3 separate regions of the Homo sapiens genome follow, and all the other regions are linked to region 1. Evidence: chromatin contacts called from ENCODE Hi-C data. All regions are on one chromosome and are shown on one strand. Each heading gives the region's core, a stretch centred on a gene start or an enhancer-like site at or near the end of the contact. The rest is flanking DNA. Distances are from core to core; before and after follow the strand shown. Region 1 overlaps COA1 (cytochrome c oxidase assembly factor 1). Region 2 holds the start of RALA (RAS like proto-oncogene A). Region 3 overlaps PKD1L1 (polycystin 1 like 1, transient receptor potential channel interacting).

What was found. Hi-C counts contacts between places; a loop is a spot of excess contacts on that map. Pooled maps may share reads with other maps.
Region 2: a loop to region 1 is called in a map of naive thymus-derived CD4-positive, alpha-beta T cell, with 15 times the contacts of the local background. The contact joins the promoter of RALA here to the enhancer-like site in region 1. A Hi-C loop is called at or near these places in 2 of 168 maps with a recorded cell type or tissue (naive thymus-derived CD4-positive, alpha-beta T cell and transverse colon) and 7 of 50 pooled maps.
Region 3: a map with no recorded cell type shows a loop between it and region 1 (21-fold over the local background). The contact joins two enhancer-like sites. A Hi-C loop is called at or near these places in 2 of 37 single-sample maps with no recorded cell type and 3 of 50 pooled maps.

Annotation. Positions count from the first base shown.
Region 1 is chr7:43,647,615-43,650,816 of GRCh38, forward strand. COA1 (cytochrome c oxidase assembly factor 1) reads right to left here. Exons shown (of 6, transcript NM_018224.4): 2 at 986-1,038; 3 at 1-20. The coding sequence starts at 1,000. Among named protein-coding and RNA genes, the nearest start is that of STK17A, 66 kb to the left of the region's middle. RefSeq lists enhancers at 1-57, 356-650, 920-1,781, 2,424-2,513. Within about 2 kb of position 1,282, at least 40 of the 41 ENCODE cell types and tissues checked have a DNase peak (open chromatin) inside an H3K27ac peak, as active enhancers do; they include transverse colon, where a contact is called at or near this core.
Region 2 is chr7:39,622,296-39,625,324 of GRCh38, forward strand. It overlaps RALA (RAS like proto-oncogene A), which reads left to right and starts at 1,277. Exons shown (of 5, transcript NM_005402.4): 1 at 1,277-1,530. LOC107986785 (a long non-coding RNA gene) reads right to left here and starts at 1,182. Exons shown (of 2, transcript XR_001745175.2): 1 at 138-1,182. RefSeq lists an enhancer at 1,153-2,000 and silencers at 1,327-1,836, 2,431-2,480.
Region 3 is chr7:47,937,563-47,940,845 of GRCh38, forward strand. PKD1L1 (polycystin 1 like 1, transient receptor potential channel interacting) reads right to left here. Exons shown (of 57, transcript NM_138295.5): 3 at 2,631-2,755. Among named protein-coding and RNA genes, the nearest start is that of PKD1L1, 9.3 kb to the right of the region's middle. RefSeq lists enhancers at 84-163, 614-783. Within about 2 kb of position 1,374, at least 4 of the 41 ENCODE cell types and tissues checked have a DNase peak (open chromatin) inside an H3K27ac peak, as active enhancers do.

The DNA of each region.
Region 1 (3,202 bases), core at 32-2,531:
GACCGCCTGCTTCCTGCATACTTAAAAACAAAAGATACAAATTTATTGTAGGATTCCCAGTTTTGTGCCAAGGGGATTTGCCCGGCTTGGACCCCTAAAGGAAAGAAGCATTAAGGAAGCCAGAAAGGAGGCCAGACCGCCCTCCCTCATTTGCTTCCTTTCCAAATGCCAGGGTTGGTTCTGAAGCCAAACTGAGTGCCCTCCTGAGGGTGCCCTCTCGAGAGTGGCCCATGTCCAGGACCCATGCTGTGGGGGCCCTGCCACCCCCAGCCAGCCCAGCACAGAGCGAGCATTCAGCCCACCATCCTGACAGACACAGCCCAGACTGTGTGCCAAGCCCCGCATGGCCAGGAAGCACAACCACTTTGTCTCAGGCCAACTGGTAAACAGGAAGCTTATCCTTTGTGGCAATGGCTGGTCCTGTAAGCCTGCGAATGGGCTGGAGCTGTCACTGGCTCCTTTCATATTTTGAAAAATGCACCACCCTTGGGATGAGGAAACTCTGGTTATGACTCAGGCTGAATGAACAGATGGAGGGATGCCAGCTCGGTAAATACAGCATACCATCCATCCACTCTTATAATATGTAAGAGTATCAAAATGAGTGTAAAGTTAATTACAGTAATGTGATCTGGGAAAAGTCATTTAGTTCTCATAATGAAAACGGTCAGAGCATCTCTGAAGAATGTATTAGTCAGATCTTGCTTAATTTGAAGAGAGCTCAACAGGGTGAGGCAGCCAGACTGGGTTATGGAGAGGTTCCCAGAGTGTTACAGCTTCCAACGCCAGCATGAGACACGAGAGAAAGACAGAGTGGGAAACAATGCAGAAAATGCCCATCCCTCCTGTGAAGTTAAAGCACAAGTGAACCCTAAAGACCAGGAGAAGCCCATAACTATTCAGGGAGTGACTTTCTTCTATTGTCTAACTCGAGAATACCCTGGCAGGTTCTAGTGGGGAACTTGGCCCTGGAACATTCCATTACCTTTTGCCACATCATAGCACAACTCTCTTGAAAATCATCAAAGGCAAGTTGTCCTGCAATTAGAAAAGATTTTACATTAAAATCATATTTTTAAAGCCCAGTTCTCTCTAGTCTCATACAGCCAAGATTTATTACCAACCCAAGCTTTAGAACACGAACAAGAAGTTAAAATTAAACTCTAAAACAAGCCTTGTCTGTGAAAGGCCCTGGTTTTTCCCCCTTCTGCTGCCAAATTAGGAAGAAAAAACAAAGCCTGCGGGTTTCCTGTCTGTGTCCTATGTAGTTTTTGTTACAGCAACCAAAGAACCGGTGTGCACAAGGGAGAACCGCAGACAGCAAGTGCTTTGACCACAGCACAAACACAGGGCCAATCAACAGGAGGCTGGACCTGCAGAAGCAAGATGCTAGCAATAAAAGCTGTACGTGACAGAGTGAAAACAGCACTTCAGAGTTAAAAAGAAACAATAGTACAGTAAACTTATACATGGACTTTAACAATATTGATAATACCTAATACTTCTGTCTCTGACTATTATGTGTCTTGTACTATTCTAAGCACTTTATATAATTCATTTAATTCTCACAACCCTTTGAAGTAGGAACTATTATCATCACGCTCATTTTGCAGATGAGTAAACTGAGGCACAGAAAGGTTAAGTAACATGCCCAAAGGTGCACTAATAAGTGAATAAGTGGTAGAACTGGGATTCAAATTCATGCAGTCTGGCTCCAGCATCTGCTCTTTCAACCACTGTGGTACACGAGCTTTAAGATATCTAATTAAAGCAATATTGAAATGTGAAAACAAACAGTGTCTCTGAGCTAAAATATATTCTTACTGTTCAGTGTAAAAGTCCTTGGCAGGCATGCCTTTCCTGCTATTTTTCCAGACAAGGTGGATACATATTTGTACCTTCATTCCTTCTTTTGTTTAGCAAACGGTTACTGAGGGTCTGATCTGGTCAGACAGTAAGAATATAAAAACAGTATCAAGATATAAGGAATTTTCCTTGGTCCTGAGGGGAATACAGACAATTAAACAAATAATTATAACATAGATCTATCACATGCAACTGCACGGCTATGCACTGCACAACCCTTGTAGGGCACCATGCACATTAGAGAAATCAAAGATTTGTATCTTTATTAAGACAGTTTGCCAACAGTTGGAAGTACTATAAAGTATCTTGAAGAAGGGATGGGGATGGTTGTCTTTTTCTAATTTGCACAAAGGTGCCTTTGGGCTAGCAGCAGCCTGGTTAGTGCAACCAGACATATGCACCAAGAGAGGAAGTAACACTCAGGAAGTGGTCAACCTTGCTGCAGGGCATCAGCGGAGGTTTCACAGAGGAAGTTTACCTTGAGAAGAGAAAGGTGAAAAGAGCAGAACAGCTTCAAATCCAGGAAATGACAAACAAAGGCAGAGTGAGCAGAAACAAGAACTGCTGAAGTGTAAAGCGCAGGAGAGAAGCCACAGGAAGCATGTCCAGAAATGGAGGGGTGAGAGCATAGTGGGTGATTACTGCTAAGAAAGACCCTCGACCCTGAGCTGTCGGACTCTGCAGATGAGGGGCTACAGAAAAATCTCTCTGGGACAGGGGTGGGCAGATGGGGGAGAGAAGGCAATGCAGCAGGACTGCCAGAGGACACCAAAGCCCAGAGCTAAGACCAAGGTAGCAAGTGTGCCGCAAAAGGGTGGTTTCTTAAAATACTTAGGATGGGTCTTATTTATTTACTTATTTTTATACTTGCTCATTCCAAAAAGGATGATGGAGCTAACAAAGATACATACTTTAGAAGAAAAGAAAATAGGTAAGGAAATGAAGATAAATGAAAAATAATATTCAGAAAAGAAATAAGGCTGAAATAAAGTTAGAGCACAATAGGACATACTGTCATTCACTAGGCATTTCCTCAAGGTGCCACATATTTGACACGGCTTCCTATCTGCTCAATAGACAGGGAAGCTTGAGGAGCTACAAGGTCCAGAGTGTCCGTGGGGAAAGGCAAACCTGCCGCTGAGTTGGAAGACAACAGCTGCTAACACACGAAGCCTCAGAAAGCCCTCGCCAGGACTCAGAGATTCTCTCGAGTGACTCGTGTGGCAAACATCCTGTATTAAAAACAAGATAACAAAAATAAAAAGTTCCCAACTTCCAAATGACTATGTTTTATAACATCCAACTCTGAAAGCCACATTCATACTCCCCCACCACC
Region 2 (3,029 bases), core at 27-2,526, 4.0 Mb before region 1:
TACTGGCTTCTGCAATGGCCCCCTTGTGGGCTCTCTGCTTATCCTTCTCTGCCCCCCCACCTCCACCCCCCCAAGTTATCTGTTCTCTACCAACAGAAGAATAGCTTAAATTGTAATCTGTCCACTCATTGCCTCACCAAGGCATAGACGATTCGTGATTTGGCTCCTGTTTTCTTCTCCAGCCTCATCTTCTTCAGCAACCTAAGTTTGAACTTCAAGACCTGTAATTATTACTCATTCTTCTCAACAAATTATTTGTCCCCGTGCTGCATCTCCTTTCTGTTCGGATCCGGATTTGCCATCCCACCCCTATTTTTGTAGTAGAAAATGCCTATTTATCTTTAAAACTCTAACCTACGTTAGTAAAGCTATCCATTCTTCACGCTGTACATCTTGATAAACCATACTTCCAATAGCAATGATTTGCTTTCATGTATGTCTGCCCACTAGACTGGACATTCCTTGAATGGCTCATACCAGGAATATAGTTGGTACTCAATTTGTGGGGAGCAAAGAGAGATAAGCGAATAAATGTCAAGACATAAGAATCTGTAGCTGCTAACTTAAATTTACGGATTTAGTGAAACTACTTCTCACAAGCTACCAAATCACAGTGCCATGGGGCCGCAAGATGATCTCAGTGCCACACCGACACCTGCAGAGTCGCAGGGGGGTCCGACACCCCTCAGAAAGAACTCGCAGACCGTCCGAGAAAGCGAATTCTCCAGGGGATCAGCAGTTAGATGAGGCCCAGGGCAGCCACGAGACCCTCCAGCCAGGGTAGGCGGCTGACCCGCCTCCTGGGATTTGGCCCGTGACAAGCCACGTCGCCAGCTCCGCTCTGAATACCCCCGGCCACGCCACACGAGCGGCCTCAACCCTGAGACGCCCAGGGAACATGAGCTGACCCTCTAGAAGCAAGATGGCGGCCTCCGCTCTCCCCTCCTTCCCCCAAGAACCCCCTCCTGGTCCCCAAAAGAAAGACAAGGACACCGCGGCAACGACGCCGAGATCCGGGAACCTCCGCGAGGCCCGCGGCCACTCCCGAGCCCCCGGGAGATGACTTCACCTCGCGGAGCTCAGAGAGCCGGGGGTGGGGCCGTCGGAAAGACAGCGCGGACAGCCCTCAGCTTGCAGGGGGCGGAGGCCGGGCAGCCTGCGCCCTCCGAGCCACTGTTCTGCGGCCCAGGCCCATGATCACCCTCCTCTCAGCCCACGGACAGGAAGTCGCTCCCCAGCTGCCCCGCCCCGCTCCCCAGCGCCCCGGAAGTGATCTGTGGCGGCTGCTGCAGAGCCGCCAGGAGGAGGGTGGATCTCCCCAGAGCAAAGCGTCGGAGTCCTCCTCCTCCTTCTCCTCCTCCTCCTCCTCCTCCTCCAGCCGCCCAGGCTCCCCCGCCACCCGTCAGACTCCTCCTTCGACCGCTCCCGGCGCGGGGCCTTCCAGGCGACAAGGACCGAGTACCCTCCGGCCGGAGCCACGCAGCCGCGGCTTCCGGAGCCCTCGGGGCGGCGGACTGGCTCGCGGTGCAGGTGAGCGATGCCCGCTCGGGCCGCCCGGGGAGGGACTGGGGCCACCCGGGCGGCGGCGGGGGTGTGTCCGGGCGGCGGCGGGCCGAGGCCCTGACGCGGGTTCGGGCTGCCGAGATTGCACATCCCACGTTCTGCCCGGGGACGAGCTGCGAGATGAGCCCGGCTGGAATCCGGGGCACCGCGTTCGCCGCTGTGGGGCGAGTGAGCCCCCGAGAGTGAGCGGCTGCGGAGAGGTCCCCTGCGCCCGGCAGCCGGTCTCAGTTGGCCTCGTCCGAAGGTCACCCCGCACCTTTCGTCCACGGCGCCCAAGTTCCCGCCCGGGCGGTGCCCGCGACCTGGGGCAACCCGCTGCCGCCGCAGTCCCCGCGCCTCACTCCACCCCTCTCCCCTCCTTCCCTTTCTTTCCACTCCTTGCCTGTGCTAGAGCCGCTGCTTTTTAAGCATCTCCGCCAGGGTTTTTTGTTTGTTTGTTTTGTTTGTTTGTGTTTTTTTTTTTTTTTGCCAGTTAAAGGAATGGTTTTTCAGACTTAAAGTCATTAGACTCTCCGCACTGAACTGAATACCTGGCCTTGGGCGCTTGCACAGCTTTAGCCCATTTTCAGGTAATCTAGCTTCTAATATGAGGAAGAGAATACATTTTGGGAGAGAGGTGTTTCCTCTGTGGTTCGTTTCTGAAAGATTTCCAGAAGTGGAAGATGTGATTGGCATGCTTTAGCCTGGATATATGTGTTTAAGTAGACGGGGGTGACGGCACACAGGGGTGGCAGTGTTGTTTCAGGATTTAGGGAGAATTAGGGAGTTAACTGGCCTGTGCTCGGAAACCTGAATGTCCAGACTTGTAAGAGCTCATCCAAGTGTGGCTGAGGTAGTGTGAGAAGTCCCGTGCCACGCCCTACGTGTCAAGCTGAAAAGCACCTAATTTACAAATTGTGTGGTGTGGGGGGGGAACAACCTTTATAAAACATGTATCATAAGTTAATTCTTTTCCAGAAAGTAAATTGCAACTTTAATCATATTCCAGAAATTGGATAACAGATTTCATTGGTAAACTCTTACAGTATGTTTATTAATGTATTTCAGTGTGTCTTATTAGCTCATGTTTTTCTGTCTCTGGTAATACAATATTATTCTAAACCGACTCCTGTATTAAAATAATACACTATTATTGTGAAGTATTATCTGACAACACCGTTTTTTGACCTTGGATTTCTTTAGGGCAGGAGCCATGTCCTACTTATGACTGTTTCTATGCAGTATGCCTTGAACATAGAAGCTGTTCACACATTTCTGCACTGAATGAATGAGTGTATAGGTTATCTCACAGTCACCATCCAGGAGTTGCTTATTTTTGTTGGGCTAGGCTGTTTGTTTTGTTTTAGGTTCTTGCCACTTACAGACTTTACTTCGTGTTTCATTCTTCAGCAGTCAGAGTTCTTTGCCTTCCAAAACTATCCTCCTCTGAAAGGTTAAAATTATATTAAAATTGTGCTGGGCATTAT
Region 3 (3,283 bases), core at 124-2,623, 4.3 Mb after region 1:
AGCAACAGTGTGGTTGCGGTACTGAAGAGAGCCTGGCAGGCAGGAGTGGCAGCAGGGGATCCACTCAGAGGGCTATGAGGATGGCAGGTCTTGATTGTGGAGTGAAGGCAGAGGGTGAACACCTCTGAGGCTATGGGGTGGCCGGGCTGGCTGCTGGACTGGAAGTGAGATGGAGCCCAAGAGAGAACTCAGAGACAATGCCACTGGGCTTGCTCGGCCTGTGCACACTGAGAGCTTAGGTGGGGTGGGGGCATTGGAGGGCAGGTGAGGGGTGCTGGGAGCCCATCTTGGTCATGAGGCCTCTGTTGACCTTGCATTGACCTGTGCAGCTCTCCTTGTGACAAAATCTCAATCCTGGTGGCACCAGGAAAGCAGGGAGGTGCCCACGGCACAGGAGGAGGGGGGACACTTTTGGCCTACGGGAAGCTGGCCACCTTGTTTCCTACACAGGACGCCTGTCCAGAGACAACGCCCCACTGTGGACATGATTACAAAAAGCAGCCACCATCCCTCAGACTGAGGGCCCAGGGCCTCACTCTGGCTCTTGAGAGAGCTGTTACCAGAAGTAGTTCCAGCCAGTTAAGAAGTTAGTATAGGTTAACCAACGGCCCAGCCCCTCCCTGGGATGTGCGCTCCCTGTGCTGTGGGCCTTTTACAGATTTGTAACTACAGGACATCAGGTGCTTCATCTTTCAGGAGAACAACACAGGAAGGTGTCAAGAAGGCCAGAGTGGGAGCTGAAAGATGCCAGCTCGTGCCTGAGTGCATACGCCTGGCACCTGCCCCTCTTCTGTGACGAGAACAGGGAACCCCTCTGTGGCCTCCCAGAGCAGGACCTGGGTAGATCCTGGCAGTTTCCTGAGGATGTGAAACCCAGGGGCTGAGACAGCTGCATGTACCTACAACCCCTAAAAGGCATGGTGCTAGTGAGCAGCATGGGAGACACAGGGCTTTGCAAGACACTATCCTATAACTATGCCCAATCAGCAAACTGCCCAGCACGTCCAGGAGCTGGTGTATGGCCCTGTGTGACCTTCGCCTGAGCCCACTGGGGCTGTAGAGAGCAGAGCGGCCAGAATGCAGCTTGGAAATGGGTCTCCCAGTCAACCAAAACCAGAGAGCCCCCTGATTGCACATTTCACCAGGACCAAGCCCTTTGGGACATGATGGTCAAATCCTAAAGGCATCGATCTATGCCCAAAGCTGAGGTCCCAGGTGGCTGAACCTTGGAGTCACCTGGGTGGGGTGGGGTTGAAGCACCATCACCCTGAGCCACGCCACAGCATGTCTGTTAGAATCTTCAGAGGCAGGGCTTGTGCATGGTTTTGTTTGGTTTCTTTGACTTTTAAGCTCCCTAGGTGATTCTGCATAGCAGATCTGCACCAAGTGTTCAAGAAGCATGAGGTCTGTTTGCCCCCTTGTGTTTGGAGGTGAGGGCACTAAAAGCCTAAGGAAGTCACTGTATGTGGCTATTTACATTGTGTAATGTGAGAAACGCAGGTAATATCACCTCCCCTCTAAAACACCTCTCCCCAACCTCCTGTTCTCAGAACCATCAGACGCTCATCTTACTAAATATCCTTCCTTGGGAACCTAAAAATGCCTCCTTGAACTTTCGCTGACAAAAGTGATGGCAGAGCAGAGAAAAGCTCCCAAACACAAACACTGTGGGTTGAGATCAAATTCATTTCAATATAAACTCAGATGGATGTGCTACGGAGGGGGTGGTTTAATAACGCTGCTCTGCATGAGGAATACTGAAAAATGAACTGCAGGAGAGTCTTTGCCAAGGACAGCAGAGGTTCTGGGAGCTTCAAAGAGAACTGGCTTCTTTAAATTTGAACTAGAAACGCACAACTCTGGGCTGTCTGTGCATGTCCCTTTGGAACCAATGCTTATTCTGGGTGAAAAGCATGTCTCACTCAGAAGTTTTCACTCTTCTCTCGGACCCCACCCACAGATGTGAGAGTCACTCCTCTCACGCTTCTCCTCCATCTCCAGGGCATTGCCCAGGCCTTCAGACCCAAGCCCTGTTAGCTACTCTGATAAACAGATGCAAGGGAATTCACAAACATCCAGGTAGCCCAGTCTTAATTAATAGGGGTCTTCAACGAGCTCCCCACACTGCGCAAGTTAAGCAGGGTTTCAGTGCTTTGGCTGCTGGAAGCCTTGTCTGTGCTGGAGCCATCTCGGGGCAGCTCCCACTCCCCACCTGGGGGACAGCACCCACTCCCCACCCCGGGGATAGCCCCCACTCCCCGCTTGAGGGGCAGCCCCCACTCCCCACCTGAGGGCTACCCTCCTACTTCCCACCTGGGAGGCAGCCCCTACTCCCCACCTGCAGGGCAGCCCCCACTCCCCACCTGAGGGCTACCCCTCACTCCCCATCTGAGGGCTATCCCCTACTCCTCTGGGCTGGGCTAGCCCTGCCTGCACTTCTTATATGTGGAACTATGCTCTGGAGCTGAATTAAGGCTTTATAAGTCACACTTGCTTCATTGGCACAAACACACATGATAGGAAAACAATCCCTGATGAATTCCTGATGAAACATGGAGGTGCTTTTTAGCTGTACTGTACATGTACTGTATTCAGGAAGAAAAGCCTAATTTCCCCAGATCCAGGAATACCTTCTGCCTGGAAGCTGATGAGGATGGGCTCTGTGATTCCCGGTCTTCTGCCTTTCCATTCAGAGCACACCAAGGACAGCCACACTTCCCATCACTCATAAGAAGCACATGATTAGCATAGACCTCTAGAGAAAAAAAAAAAAGCAAACATTCTGAAGACTGCAATGTGCTGGGAAGGTGAGAACATAAAGCTGGAGAAGCCCTAAGTTATACATAAGGTCAAAGCCACCTGGGCCTAACAACGGGCTGATCATGAAGATGCGTGTCCTTGGGCTGCCGTGTCCTGCTGTGTGTGTTTTCTTTCTATTTCCTTGCTTAAACAATGTCTTAGGTGTAGCCCACACTAAGCAATATGAGGAAACGCACAACCACCAGCCACGCTGATAATGAATGCCTGTTCCAGAAACACCCAGTGGTCTGGTCATAAAATAATGAGGGTCAAAGGTCCTGCTCAGGGGTGTGTAGTAGAGGGGGCAACACCACAGTCGGAAGGAGTGGTTGGGGAGCTGTTGGACAAACAGGAAGACCATTAAAGACACTCCAAAGTTTATAAGCAGGATGTTCCCACCCAGGCAATCTGGCCCTGATGGTAGCACGGACCTGGCTGACGTTCACTCCTCCCATCTCTGAGGGCTGAAGGCCGGGCAGTGAGC